Linked DNA regions of Homo sapiens: region 1 is linked to region 2. The links are chromatin contacts, found by Hi-C or POLR2A ChIA-PET in ENCODE. All regions are on one chromosome and are shown on one strand. Each heading gives the region's core, a stretch centred on a gene start or an enhancer-like site at or near the end of the contact. The rest is flanking DNA. Distances are from core to core; before and after follow the strand shown.

The links. Hi-C counts contacts between places; a loop is a spot of excess contacts on that map. ChIA-PET counts read pairs that join two places held with the same protein, here RNA polymerase II (POLR2A). Pooled maps may share reads with other maps.
Region 1: a map of B cell shows a loop between it and region 2 (6-fold over the local background). The contact joins the promoter of MAPK9 here to the promoter of MAML1 in region 2. A Hi-C loop is called at or near these places in 1 of 168 maps with a recorded cell type or tissue (B cell), 3 of 37 single-sample maps with no recorded cell type and 9 of 50 pooled maps. POLR2A ChIA-PET finds 5 or more read pairs at or near these places in 2 of 52 experiments (CD8-positive, alpha-beta memory T cell and MCF 10A).

The regions. Positions count from the first base shown.
Region 1 is chr5:180,290,766-180,296,937 of GRCh38, forward strand. It overlaps MAPK9 (mitogen-activated protein kinase 9), which reads right to left and starts at 1,318. Exons shown (of 12, transcript NM_002752.5): 1 at 1,083-1,318. It overlaps LOC124901151 (a long non-coding RNA gene), which reads left to right and starts at 1,467. Exons shown (of 2, transcript XR_007059085.1): 1 at 1,467-1,535; 2 at 4,206-4,488. RefSeq lists silencers at 834-1,023, 1,154-1,523, 1,534-1,873 and an enhancer at 1,796-2,438.
Region 2 is chr5:179,730,808-179,736,932 of GRCh38, forward strand. MAML1 (mastermind like transcriptional coactivator 1) reads left to right here and starts at 2,015. Exons shown (of 5, transcript NM_014757.5): 1 at 2,015-2,620. The coding sequence starts at 2,306. It overlaps CANX (calnexin), which reads left to right. Exons shown (of 15, transcript NM_001746.4): 15 at 1-834. RefSeq lists enhancers at 1,558-1,657, 2,419-2,919 and silencers at 2,108-2,307, 2,548-2,607.

The DNA of each region.
Region 1 (6,172 bases), core at 68-2,567, 560 kb after region 2:
GCAGGCTGGGCCATTTCTTTGATCATTCATTCATTCATTGAGCTGATACTACTGAATACTTCCTGTGTGCTTTCTAAGCACTGGGGATAAAGCAGTGGACAAATCAGACAGCTACCTGTTTTCACAAAGTTACATCCTAGTCGGGGAGACAGAAAATAAGCAGGCAAATAAATAGAATAGTTTCAAACCAGATGAGAGCTAGGAAGGAAATTTTTTAAATAATGAAATAGCATGACTAAGGGAAGAAAGAGGGTGGTCGAGGAGGGCCTCACCCAAAACGAGACATCTGACCAGAGGAAGGAGCAGAAAGAGCTACTTGTGCCAAGATCACGGAGACAACTCCAAAGACGGGGAAACAGCAAATGCAAAGGTCCTGGGGCAAATGCGGGCTGGCATGTTCAAGGCGGGCGAGATGAGTGGGACGGGGCAGCAGTCTTCTGGGGGAGGGGCGCGGTGGTAAGGGATTCGGGCTGGGTCCCCTCTGGCACTGCTGGACACCGAGTGTGCAATGACAAGGCAAGAGAGGAGTGCGCGGGGAGGCGGGAGGCTGGGCGGGTGGGGAGGGGGTTCCTACACCACTCACACCAGCACGGGCCAGCACCCTGCCCAGTCTTCCACAGATGCACACCGGGGTCCTGCCCAGGCGTCTGCATACATTCACACAGCCTGACAACAACCCTGTCCAGAAGAGACATTTCCCCACCTTCCCGAAGGCAAAACCGCGGCAGAGCGAGGGTCAGTGCCTTGGCCAAGGTCGCGGGGACGCGACCCCGGGCCCCTGGGCACCCGGCGCAGGAGTGCAGCTGTCTGCCCCACCTCCGGGAGGGATGGCGCCCGCAGACCCCACGGGCAGGTCGGCCGGGCCAGGCCGGTGAGCAGGCCCGCAGCCCGGGGCTGCTGACAGCCGGGCGGAAGGGGGCGCCTGCGGCATCCCCCAGCACAGGGGCGACGGCTGCGGCTGCCAGGGCCCCGCAGCCCCCGGCCCGCCCCGAAGCCCCCGGCCGCGCGGTTCCCTCACCGCCCCTCCCCGCGGGCCCGGCCCGAGCAGCCGCCGCCAGGCCTAGCCCGCCCGCCGGGCTCACCTCGCCTCCCCGCCGCCGCGCCACGGGGAGAGGGCGGGCGGGCGGACTGGCGGCGCTGCGTGCTAGTCACTCCTGGCTCCGCGGCCCCGGCTCCGCCGCCGGCCCGCCCCGCTCCGCTCCGCCCCGCCGCCGCCGCCGCCGCCGCCGCCGCAGTGGGTGTGAGGGGCGCCGGGGCGCTGCGACCCTTCCGGTCCCGCTCCCTTCTCCGCCGCTGCCGCCGCCGCGGCGCCCGGTCTGACAGACCCTCGCGCCGACCAATCAGCGCGCGGAGAGCGGAGCAGGCGCGGCCAATGGCGCCTGGGGGGCGGGCCGATGGAGGGTGGCGCGGGCGGGGTCGGGGGCCGGGTCGGGCGCCCGAGGTCCTGGGCCGGGGTTCCGCGGGTTCTTCGCCCCCGGGCCTTTCAGTGGCGCGGGCCGAGTGGCCATGGCGCTCGGGTGCGCGCAGTGCACGCGGTGAGCTGGAGACGCAGGCATTGCGCGGCCCACCGGCTGAGCCCGCTCTCCCTGCGAGGGGGGCGCAGCTCGGTGGAGAGGGTGGCCCGGAGGACCGGGAACCGGGCTGGAGGCGCGCGGGGCTCACACCGCGGGGTCCGCGGGGAGCCGGGCCTCGGGCTGCAGGTGCAGGCTTGTGGCGGTGAGGCGACTGGAGCGGCACGGGAGCCCGCCCGTTTCGGGGAGAGCCCGGGGCGATCGCGGGGGGAGGCCGGCCTGGCGTCCGGGAGCCCGGCGTGCTAGGGCCCGGTAGGCGGGGCGGGCCTCGCACTCGGTTGCTCGCTGCGGCGCCGGAGGAACGGGTCTATGGGGGTGTGGGTGAGGCCAGAAGCCGGGTCGAAGAGGGGGAGGGGGTGCGAAGAGATGGCGGTGTGTAGACAGGTGACCCGGTGGGTCGGTGACGCAGGAGGAGACTGCGCTTGGTGGCGGGATCACTTAGTTGACAACATCTAAAAATTAGGAGGTGCGGCAGGGCGCGGTGGCTCACGCCTGTAATCCTAGAACTTTGGGAGGTCGTGGCGGGTGGACTACCTGAGGTGAGGAGTTCGAGACCAGCCTGGCTAACCTGGTGAAACCCCGTCTCTATTAAAAATACGAAGCAATGAGCTGGGCGTGGTGGCGGGCGCCTGTAATCCCAGCTACTCGGGAGGCTGAGGCAGGAGAATCACTTAAACCTGGGAGGCGGAGGTTGCAGTGAGCCGGGATTGCGCCATTGCACTCCAGCCTGGGTGACAGAGTGAGACTCTCTCAAAAAAAAAAAAAAAAAAAAAAAAAAAAAAAAAAAAAAAAAGGGAGGTGCTCAGTCAAGCCTCTGAGAGGAGTGGGGGGCGGGGCGAGGAGTCTCTTGCTCAGAGCCCCCTAGGGACTGGGACCCGTTGACTCTGAGCTGCTTTTGAGGCTGGATCAGGTACCAGCGGCCTGGGGGTCGTACAGGATGGGAGAGGCCGGGGCTTGGGATGTTGCCAGATCTACGTTGAAAAGTGAAGCAGGAAGAGAGGCACTGAGGCTGGGCACATGGGGAAAACCGTGGAGAGCCGGCCTTTGGGGACTAGAAGAGTGGGAACAATGGTTGACAAATGGTGAGTGTGGTGTAGAACAGCAGTAACACAATACCAGGATCCACAGAGTGGCCAGGGCCAGAGTGGGGAGAAGGAACAGGACTCTGCAGATGGGGAGGGTAAGGGGCTGGGTGGCGTGAAGGGTGGTTGCAGAATTTGGGGAGGGCAGCTAGCCTGTGACCCAGGTTCCAAGGGCACTGAGGTCTGGGCCAGGCCGCTTGGAGGCACCAGAGCCTCAGAGGAGGGGTGGGGTAGAGGAACGGATCCAGCATGGTGTCCCCCTTGGCCACCAGAGGGAGTTTTCTAAATTTGAGCATGGCTCATCGCTGCTTGAAATTCTACGTCACAGTGTGGCCTGCATTGAGGAGGGCCCACACCTGTCGCTACCTCAGACTCACCTGCCACCTGCCTCAAGTGCATGAGAGAGAACAGGAAACCAGAAATTGTCAGGATCGAGGATTATGGGAAAAGAGTAAAAGCCTAGCTGTCAGATCTGAGGTTCCACCAAGGAGCACTGATGGGTGCTTCTCATTAGGAAGGCGGTGCGGTGGCTCACACCTGTAATCCCAGTACTTTGGGACGCCGAGGTGAGTGGATCACCTGAGGCCAGGAGTTCGAGACCAGCCTGGCCAACATGGTGAAACGTCATCTCTATTAGAAATACAAACATTAGCTGGGCGTGGTGATGGGTGCTTGTAATTCCAGCTATTCAGGAAACCAAGGCAGGAGAATAACTTGAATCCACGAGGCAGAGGTTGCAGTGAGCCGAGATTGCTCCACTGCACTCCAGCCTGGGCAACAGAGCAAAAACTGCATCTCAAAAAAATAAAAACAAAAAAACAGAGGGGACACCAGTTCCCAGCACTCCAGGCCTAACTTCATAGCACTCACATCATGTCAAGTGAGTAACCAAAAATCAGTGTACATATGTACACAGCTATACATATCTCACACTAAGTTTTCTGTAAGAGTTCTTTTTATTGCAGAGACACTGCTTTTTTTCTGGTTTATGAAATACAGTGAACATTTATGGACACAAAGCTGAGGTGACAGGGTGGGGAGGGGGGCCTTGGAACAGCACCAAGAATCCTGGTTGAACCCTCCAAGTGAAAAGATCCTGCCACGACATACGTGAACCAGGTGTGACACGTGAGCACGTCTCACCTGATCCGGCCTATGGTGGGGAGAAGCAATTGAGGAAGGCCTTCTGGGCAGGAGGAAGTTGTTGCTGAGGCTGCCGAGCAGGATGTGTTGGGCCTGTGACTTAGGCAGAAAGGGCGCTCAGGCCCACATGCTCAGATGTGAGGACCTGCTTGCTGTGTTCAGGGAGCCACAAGTCACCTGGTCTTAGGGAAAGGTGAGGGGACTGGAGAGTTCTGAGGACCTTGAGGTAGATTGGCACTGCCAGGCATGTAGGCTGGCTTTAGCTCACTGATACGCCTTGTTCAGCCCAGAGAGGTTTTCTTTTTTTAATTGATTAGTTGATTTAAGAAACATTTAGATTTGGGATGAGCTGTTTTGGATGTTTATCCTCAATGAAACTCATGTTCAAACTTAATCTCCAATGTGGCAGTACTGAGAGGTGGGGCCTCTAAGCGTGGTTGGGATTAACCTGTCGATGGATTCATGGATTAAAGGGTTATCACCGGAGTGGGACTGGTGACTTCATTAGAAGAGGAAGGAAGACCTGAGCTGGCCTGTGAATATGCTCCGCCCCCTGGCCATGTGACACCTGCGCCACCCTCAGGACTCTGCAGAGTCCCCAGCAGCAAGAAGGCCCTCACCAGGTGCAGCCCCTCAACCTTGGACTTCTCAGCCCCCAGGGCTGTAACAAATAAATTCTTTTTTAAAGTAAATTACCCAGTTTCAGGTATTCTGTTATAAGCAACAGAATAAGAAACAGACTAAGACAAGAGCACAGCGGGGTGGAGGAGCTAGGGGTGCCTGGGGCATTGGGGACCTGTCCGGAGGCCAGCTGTGTATGCAGCCACAGTGCCAACGGGTTTCTGTGATCCTGATATCCCCCACCCTTGACTGGCCTGGATTCCAATCCGACTCTTGTCAGCTGTGCTCCTCTGGGCAAGGGATTCACTTCTGTCTGCCTTGGTTCTGTAGGAAGTGGCATGGAGAAGGACAGAAGCAGGAAGAGCTGGGTGCGGCCCATGCAGCAGGGATGGTGTAGGTCCTTATGCTGACTGCCTCTGTCCCCTCAACACTTTGCCTGCCCTCCCCCCATTGCACTAACCCACATCTTCCCTTCTCCCCTACAAGGACCCAGAGATGTGCTAGAGGGTGTAAGTCGGGGCTGTCCCAGCTGTGTGTTGTAGAAAACTAAACTGCACTTAAACCAATGGGGACGTTTACTGGGAGGTGCCTGTAACATCATACCCAGGGGAGGTAGGGGCAGAGCTGGTCTGGAAACTCTAGGGCCATGGAGGCCACTGCAGGCCCAAATGGAGTTTGAAAACCCACAACAATGGACTCTGATGGTCCCCCAGACAGGGCTTCCATTCTGGAACTAGTCAGCCATGCTGGGCAGACAGGCTCATGTGAGGACATGGCAGGGAAGGGCAGAATTGGGAAAGGCAGAAGTCTGGAAGTTTCTTCCATGGTGATGATTAGAATGAGGGCATCTGAGCTGGGGCGCAGCTGAGGGTGTGGCACTGTATGGAAACAGGGTTATTTGGGGGCTGTATAACTGAATGCTGAACCCAGTGGCCCTTAGCCCTCCTCCTCCGGGAATCCCCCAGAGCACCAGCAGCTGGGACTGTCCTCAGGCAGGGAGCCAGCAAGCTGTTCTCCAGAAGTCTGACCAGCCCTGAAGGGAAGACCTGAGGTATGAACATTATGACACCCCCACCCCCACCAGATTTCCCAGCAGTGAATCCTGCATCAACCAGCCCTACCATGCCTTAGACCTTCCAGTCAGCCCCCCTTGAATCTGAACAGACAGCTCCATGTCATATGGCTAAGAAAAGTAAGACAAAAAACTGCATCTTGAAAGAAACAGACTCTGTGGAGAAGGAAAATTCAAAAAATAAAAATAAAACTACTGCTAGCTTCAGAGAGAATGAAAAAATATTGCATCCTTCAAACAAGAACCAGCCATTTAAAAATTATGCAGCACAGGTGTATGCAACATGGCCTTGCTCTGTCAGCTGAGATGGCCTAGAAGCAATGACATCTCAGCAGTGGCTGACACACCCAGAGCCCAGATCTTGTTCTCTAATGTCATTCGCCATAAAAGGAACCAGGGATCCCTGGAGAAATGGTTGATTCTAGGGCTGGGACAGGGGATGGACAAGACGAGCCTGGAGAATATTGTTGTGCAGGTAAGGAAGTACTTACAACACACACACACACACACACACACACACAAGGAAGTACAACACACACGTAAGAAAGTACACACACGGAAGTACTTACCCCCCCCCCCACACACACACGGAAGTACTTACCACACACACACACACACACACACACAAGGAAGTACAACACACACGTAAGGAAGTACACACACGGAAGTACCCCCCCACACAC
Region 2 (6,125 bases), core at 765-3,264:
TCAAATGCCCACTCTCCATCAGATGTGTTCCTCCATTTTCTTATCCACAAAGTACTCCTCACTTTTCAATTTGTCATGTTACTAAATGGTGTTACATTAAAGCCCTGTGTTAAGTGTCTGCTTTTGACTGAATTTCTTCATAGTAACCTTCAGTGTGTGTGTGTGACTATGTTCAATTAGTGGGTTGATCTTCGTATAATTGGCCACTATGTGAGAGTTCACTACTAGGCAGAAACTATTATGGACAGTGAAATAATGACTTTTATCTCACCACGTGAGTTTGATGCAGTCTTTTCTGTCTAGCCCTTGCCTCTTCCTGCCCATGTGATTGCGGTGCAGTAGTTTCTGTTGTATAATAGTGTGGACAGCAGCTCAGAAAAGGAGGGAATGCTACTGATAATTTGTAGATAATATTCTTTAAGACTTAGGGGAACCATTGAACTTTGAAATTTTTATTAGAAAATTATTTGTTCAGAATCAGACTCCATTATTTTACATATACTTAAATACTTTAGGGGTATTTTTGAAAGTTAGCCCAGTTTTTTATGTGCTATTAAATTTTTAGATTACATACTAAAGAAAAGTATGTACACAGAATGTAGTGCTCCTAGTTACTATTTTTTCTATTAAGAAATAGTTTAGTTCTGGTGTAAAATTTGTTTGAATGCTAAAAAAAAAAAAGCAGGACTGCATTATGGCACTTTTGCCTTGGTGGCCCACTTTCTCCATTTAAAACATTAGGATTTGTATTTTTCTGCTGCGTTTGTATGAAGACATATTTGATTGTTGTTTTCTCTTGATTTTAAAATAAAACCTCATGAGCCCTAGTAAAAAGCTAGAGTAACGAATGTTTGAACTACTGATGGTGTATCTCAATGTGCAGCCTCCTGCCACCTCCTGCTTAACCTTTTAGCAATTAGAGTGCCCATATCTAGAGTTCCTGATATCCTTTGGCATCACACTATCTAGTTTTAGTACTAACACTGTTTGATTGCTCCAGTCCCTCTACTCCCCTTTGCCTATTAGTTTTAATAATGGGGCATAATTTGTCTTGGTTTGGTTTTGTTGAGTAACTCAGTTTTACCTAAAGGACTGTTTTTGGTCCGGCGCGGCGGCTCACGCCTGTAATCGCGGTACTTTGGCAGGCCGAGGTGGGCGGATCACCTGAGGTCAGGAGTGGGAGACCAGCCTGACCGACATGGAGACACCCCGTCTCTACTAAAAATACAAAATTAGCCGCGCGTGGTGGCGCATGCCTGTAATCCCAGCTACTGGAGAGGCTGAGGCAGGAGAATCGCTTGAGCCTGGAAGGCGGTGGTTGTGGTGAAACGTCGTCCTTTGCATTTCCAGTTCCCTCTAATGGAGCTGCACTCTTGCATGCTTTTGCTCACATCTTCTGGACTTTTTTTTTAAGTAGTGAGTAATACTGCACTTTTGAAACTTGCTCGGGCTTTTACAAATAGGTGGAAACTACCAGTGATTCGGAATGTTGCAAGAGGAAACTACCAGCTCACTAGACGATTCTGACCAATTATGGGGCTGGATACAAGGAATAAGGTCAAAGTAAAACGGCTGACATTAAAATAGCGTGGCTACTTAGAGTTTATCAAAGTCGAAATTTAAAAAATAATTTAAAAAAAAGGTCTCTGTACTGCCAGGCGGGCGACAGGGACTGGCCAGCTGCGCCGCACTCGCCTGCCAGATTCCCCTTTTCTCGGGGTAGCCGGAAGGGCCTGCCTTCAGCGGGTGCTGTGCAGGAAACCAATAGCCGCCTCTTGGACGGGCTCCTGTCAGTCACGCTTAGCTCCGCCCCCAGGATTAAGGCCCGCCCAGGGGCTTCCCTCCGCCCTTCGCTTGAGAATTCCTTTTAAATACCGCTCTGGCGCCCGAGCGCGCCTCTTGCGTGCTCGTCCCCACGCCCTCGGGCGGCCGGTTCTTCCTTCTCTGATTGGCCAGGGCCCCTGCTCATCAGTCGTGATGCACAAGGTCTCTTACCGAGGCCCCGCCTTCTTCCGAGAGGCCCGAAAACAATTTTAAGATGGCGGCCGCGGCGGTAGCGCGGAAAACAATGGGGCCGGGGCGGTGGGGAGAGGCCGAGGCTTGAGGTAGGCAGCAAGCGCCGGCTGGGGGTCGGGCCGAGCGGGGCAGGAGGAAAACCCGCCGCCGCGCGCGAGCCCGCTCCGCTGCCCTCGGGGGCATGGCGCGGCCGTGAGGCGGAGAGGGGTAGCCGCGGGGAGCGAAGCCCGCAGTGCCAGCCGGCCCCGAGAGGCCCGGCCCCGGGCCCGGCCCGTGCAGCCCGCGGCCCATGGTGCTGCCCACCTGCCCCATGGCGGAGTTCGCGCTGCCGCGGCACAGCGCGGTCATGGAGCGCCTTCGCCGGCGCATCGAGCTGTGCCGGCGCCACCACAGCACCTGCGAGGCCCGCTACGAGGCCGTGTCGCCCGAGCGCCTGGAGCTGGAGCGCCAACACACCTTCGCCCTGCACCAGCGCTGCATCCAGGCCAAGGCCAAGCGCGCCGGGAAGCACAGGCAGCCGCCCGCCGCCACGGCCCCGGCGCCCGCCGCCCCGGCCCCGCGCCTGGACGCCGCTGACGGCCCCGAGCACGGCCGCCCGGCCACGGTGAGTAGGGCGCGGGAAGGCGCTTGTCGTGGCGGCAGCCCCCTCTCCCGAAAACGCTTCCTCTGACGCGGATCGGGCCGCTGGGAGACTTCCCCAGGCGTCCGCGACTCCTGGATCTGGCTGGAGAGAGGGTAACATGGCAGGGAGCTGAGAGGTTGTCATCTTTGGGAAGTGGCACGGTGGCGTTACTTTGGGAAAACAGCGCCTTGAGGGCCTTGCAGGAGGCCCGACCTGGGAAGGCTGGCGAACGCTAACCGGAGGGTTTTTCTTCCAGACTTGATTCCGGGATGTTGAGATCTTTATTCGAAATAGACTAGCATTCGAGTCGCCTGTGATGGAGGGAGTTCCTGCACCGTAGGCCTGGCCTCATTTATTCTGCAAATGTTTATTGGGTCCTTGCCCTTTACAAGATCCTGTGCTGTGAGCAGGATCAGGGCTTTCATGTGGAAATAAGTCGGCCTTTGGTTGACCAACTGAAACTCCTCTGAATGGAAAATCAAGAAATTTTTGGAAAACTTAGTAAAATGTTCAATGAGTTGCATATAAGTATTCCTTGTTTAGGTAGCCTGAACTTTGTGAACTTGAGATTCCTGCAATATTGTTGACAATTCTAGTTTTAATTTATCAGGCCTGTTTAAAATCTCTGATGATGTTAGATTGTTGGTCAATTATTACTCCCTTTGGGCTCTCAGTAAATGTTCCTGAAATTTGTTGGTTAGAGGTTTTTCTTCCTGAAACAGATTTACAAAAGAGACAAGGTTTTTCAGTGGTTTTCTTGGGGATTTTAGTTTAAAACCAATGTTAAAATCTAATTTGTTATGTGTATTTTTAAATTCATACCTTTATTATCTCTCACCTGGGCTATTGCAGTGCCTGTCCCTAGCTAACTAACCAGTCTGTAGGCATTTAGTTTCTTTCTCCCTTATTCTCGAAATGCTGGAAATCCTTCTCTTGCTTGAAAGGATGAAGTTCAAAGTCTTTAGTTTGGCATTTGGGACCAGTCTGACCTAACCTATCTTTTAATGTCCCTCACAGGTCCTCTGCTCTGGTTGAATTATTTTTCTCATTCTCTTCCACACTAGCCTCGATTGCTGGGTTAGAAGAAAAAAAACCACTCAGATTTCATTGCTTATTGTATCAACTGGTCAAGCCTTCTCATCTTCACTTTTCTCATCTGTAAACTAGGGGCATGTTGGGCTTATTATCGCCCCGTGTTCTTTCCCTGCCCTCCCCTCACTCTGTCGCCCAGGCTGGAGTGCAGAGGCACAGTCATGTCTCACTGCAGCCTCAACCTTCCTGGCTCAAGACTCCTCAATCCTCCCGCCTCAGCCTCCTCAGTCCTCCCGCCTCAGCCTCCTGAGTAACTGGGATCAACCACAGCTGCACATCACCATGCCTGGCTAAATAAAAAAAGTTTTTTTTCTGTTAGAGATGGGGTCTCACTATATTGCCTAGGCTGGTCTTGAACTCCTGGGCTCAAGTGATCCTTTCTTCCAACTTGATCTCTGAAAGTGCTGAGATTATAGGCATGAGCCACCGCACCGTGCCGCCCCCAGGATTCTTTTAAGAATAAAAAGAAATGAGTGTGGACATGAAAATACAGTATTTCGGGGGAAGGGATAGCATTGGGAGATATACCTAATGCTAGATGACGAGTTAGTGGGTGCAGCGCACCAGCATGGCACATGTATACGTATGTAACTAACCTGCACATTGTACACATGTACCCTAAAACTTAAAGTATGATAATAATAAATAAATAAATAAAATACAGTATTTCATAAATTTAAAGGCCGCCTGTGGGACCCTCCTCCATCCCTTTCAGAATCCTGCCACCCTGCCAGTCCCAGCTTATCTCTTTCTTCTGCCTTAAAGCTAGTTCCTGACCAGCCTAACCCACAGCAGTAAGAATCTCCTTTGTCAAAACATTTAGGAAACATATTATCTATGCTATTTGTTTTATTTATTTATTTATTTTGAGATGGAGTCTTGCCCTGTTGCCCAGGCTGGAGTGCAATGGCGCGATCTAGGGTCACAGCAATCTCCGCCTCCCAGGTTCAAGTGATTCTCCTGCCTCAGCCTCCCTACTAGCTGGGATTACAGGTGCTGGCCACCATGCCCAGCTAATAATTTTTGTATTTTTAGTAGAGATGGGGTTTCACCATGTTGACCAGGCTGGTCTCGAACTCCTGACCTCAGATAATCCACCCACCTCGGCCTCCCAAAGTGCTGGGATTACAGGTGTGAGCCACTGCACCTAGCCTATTTATTTTTTTTTGAGACAGCGTCTCGCCCTGTCACCCAGGCTGGAGTGTAGTGACATGATTTCTGCTCACTGCAACCTCTGCCTCCCCGGTTCAAGCGATTCTCCTGCCTCAGCTTCCTGAGTAGCTGGGATTACAGGCGCACACTACCACGCTTGGCTTATTTTGGTATTTTTAGTAGAGACAGGGTTTCTCCTTGTTGGGCAGGCTGGTCTCGAACCCCTGACCTCGTGATCCACCCACCTCGGCCTCCCAAAGTGCTGGGATTACAGGCGTGAGCCACCGCGCCCGGCCTATGCTATTTATTTTTAGCACATGGTCACTTGTTACTTTAGGTCGCATCTTTTCAACTAGACTGTCAGCTCTTGGAGGCAGGGAGGGCTCACACTTGGGTAGTACACATCTGAGGTGCATCTTAAGTGCCTGTTTGTTGAATTATTGATAGAAACTTGGTAGTGCTTTACTCAGTAATCTCTCCTCCTATACACTAACTTCAAAAAGCAAGTTGATGTAACTTCATGAGCCACCTTTCATGGCTCATAGTAACAACTCTTGTAAGGAGGGACTTTTGTTATTTTTTTTTAGGGAGTTTCGCTTTGTCGCCAGGCTGGAGTGCAATGGTGCCATCTTGGCTCACTGCAACCTCCGCCTCCCAGGTTCAAGCAATTCCCCTGCCTCAGCCCCCCAAGTAGCTGGGACTACAGGCTTGTGCCACCACGCTCCCCTAATTTTTTGTATTTTAGTAGAGACGGGGTTTCACCATGTTGGCCAGGATGGTCTCGATCTCCTGACCTTGTGATCCTCCCGCACTGGCCTCCCAAAGTGCTGGGATTACAGGCATGAGCCGCCACGCTTGGCCTGTGTAAGGAAGGACTTTTAAGAGTAGTTCGTGGTCATTGCAATTGAAGTAAATAATGAAAGCTCATAAAAATCATAGTTTAATACACAAATAGTTGCCTTGAATCCTCCCTAGAAAGTATATTAGGGGGGCCGGGAGCAGTGGTTGACTCCTGTAATCCCAGCACTTTGGGAGGCAGAGGTGGGTGGATCGCCTGAGGTCAGGAGTTCGAGACCAGCCTGGCTAACATGGTGAAACCCCGTCTCTACTAAAAATACAAAAATTAGCTGGGCATGTGGCGTGCGCCTGTGGTCCCAGCTACACGGGAGGCTGAGGGAGGAGAATCGCTGGAACCTGGGAGACGGAGGTTACAGTGAGCTGAGATCGTACCACTGCACTCCAG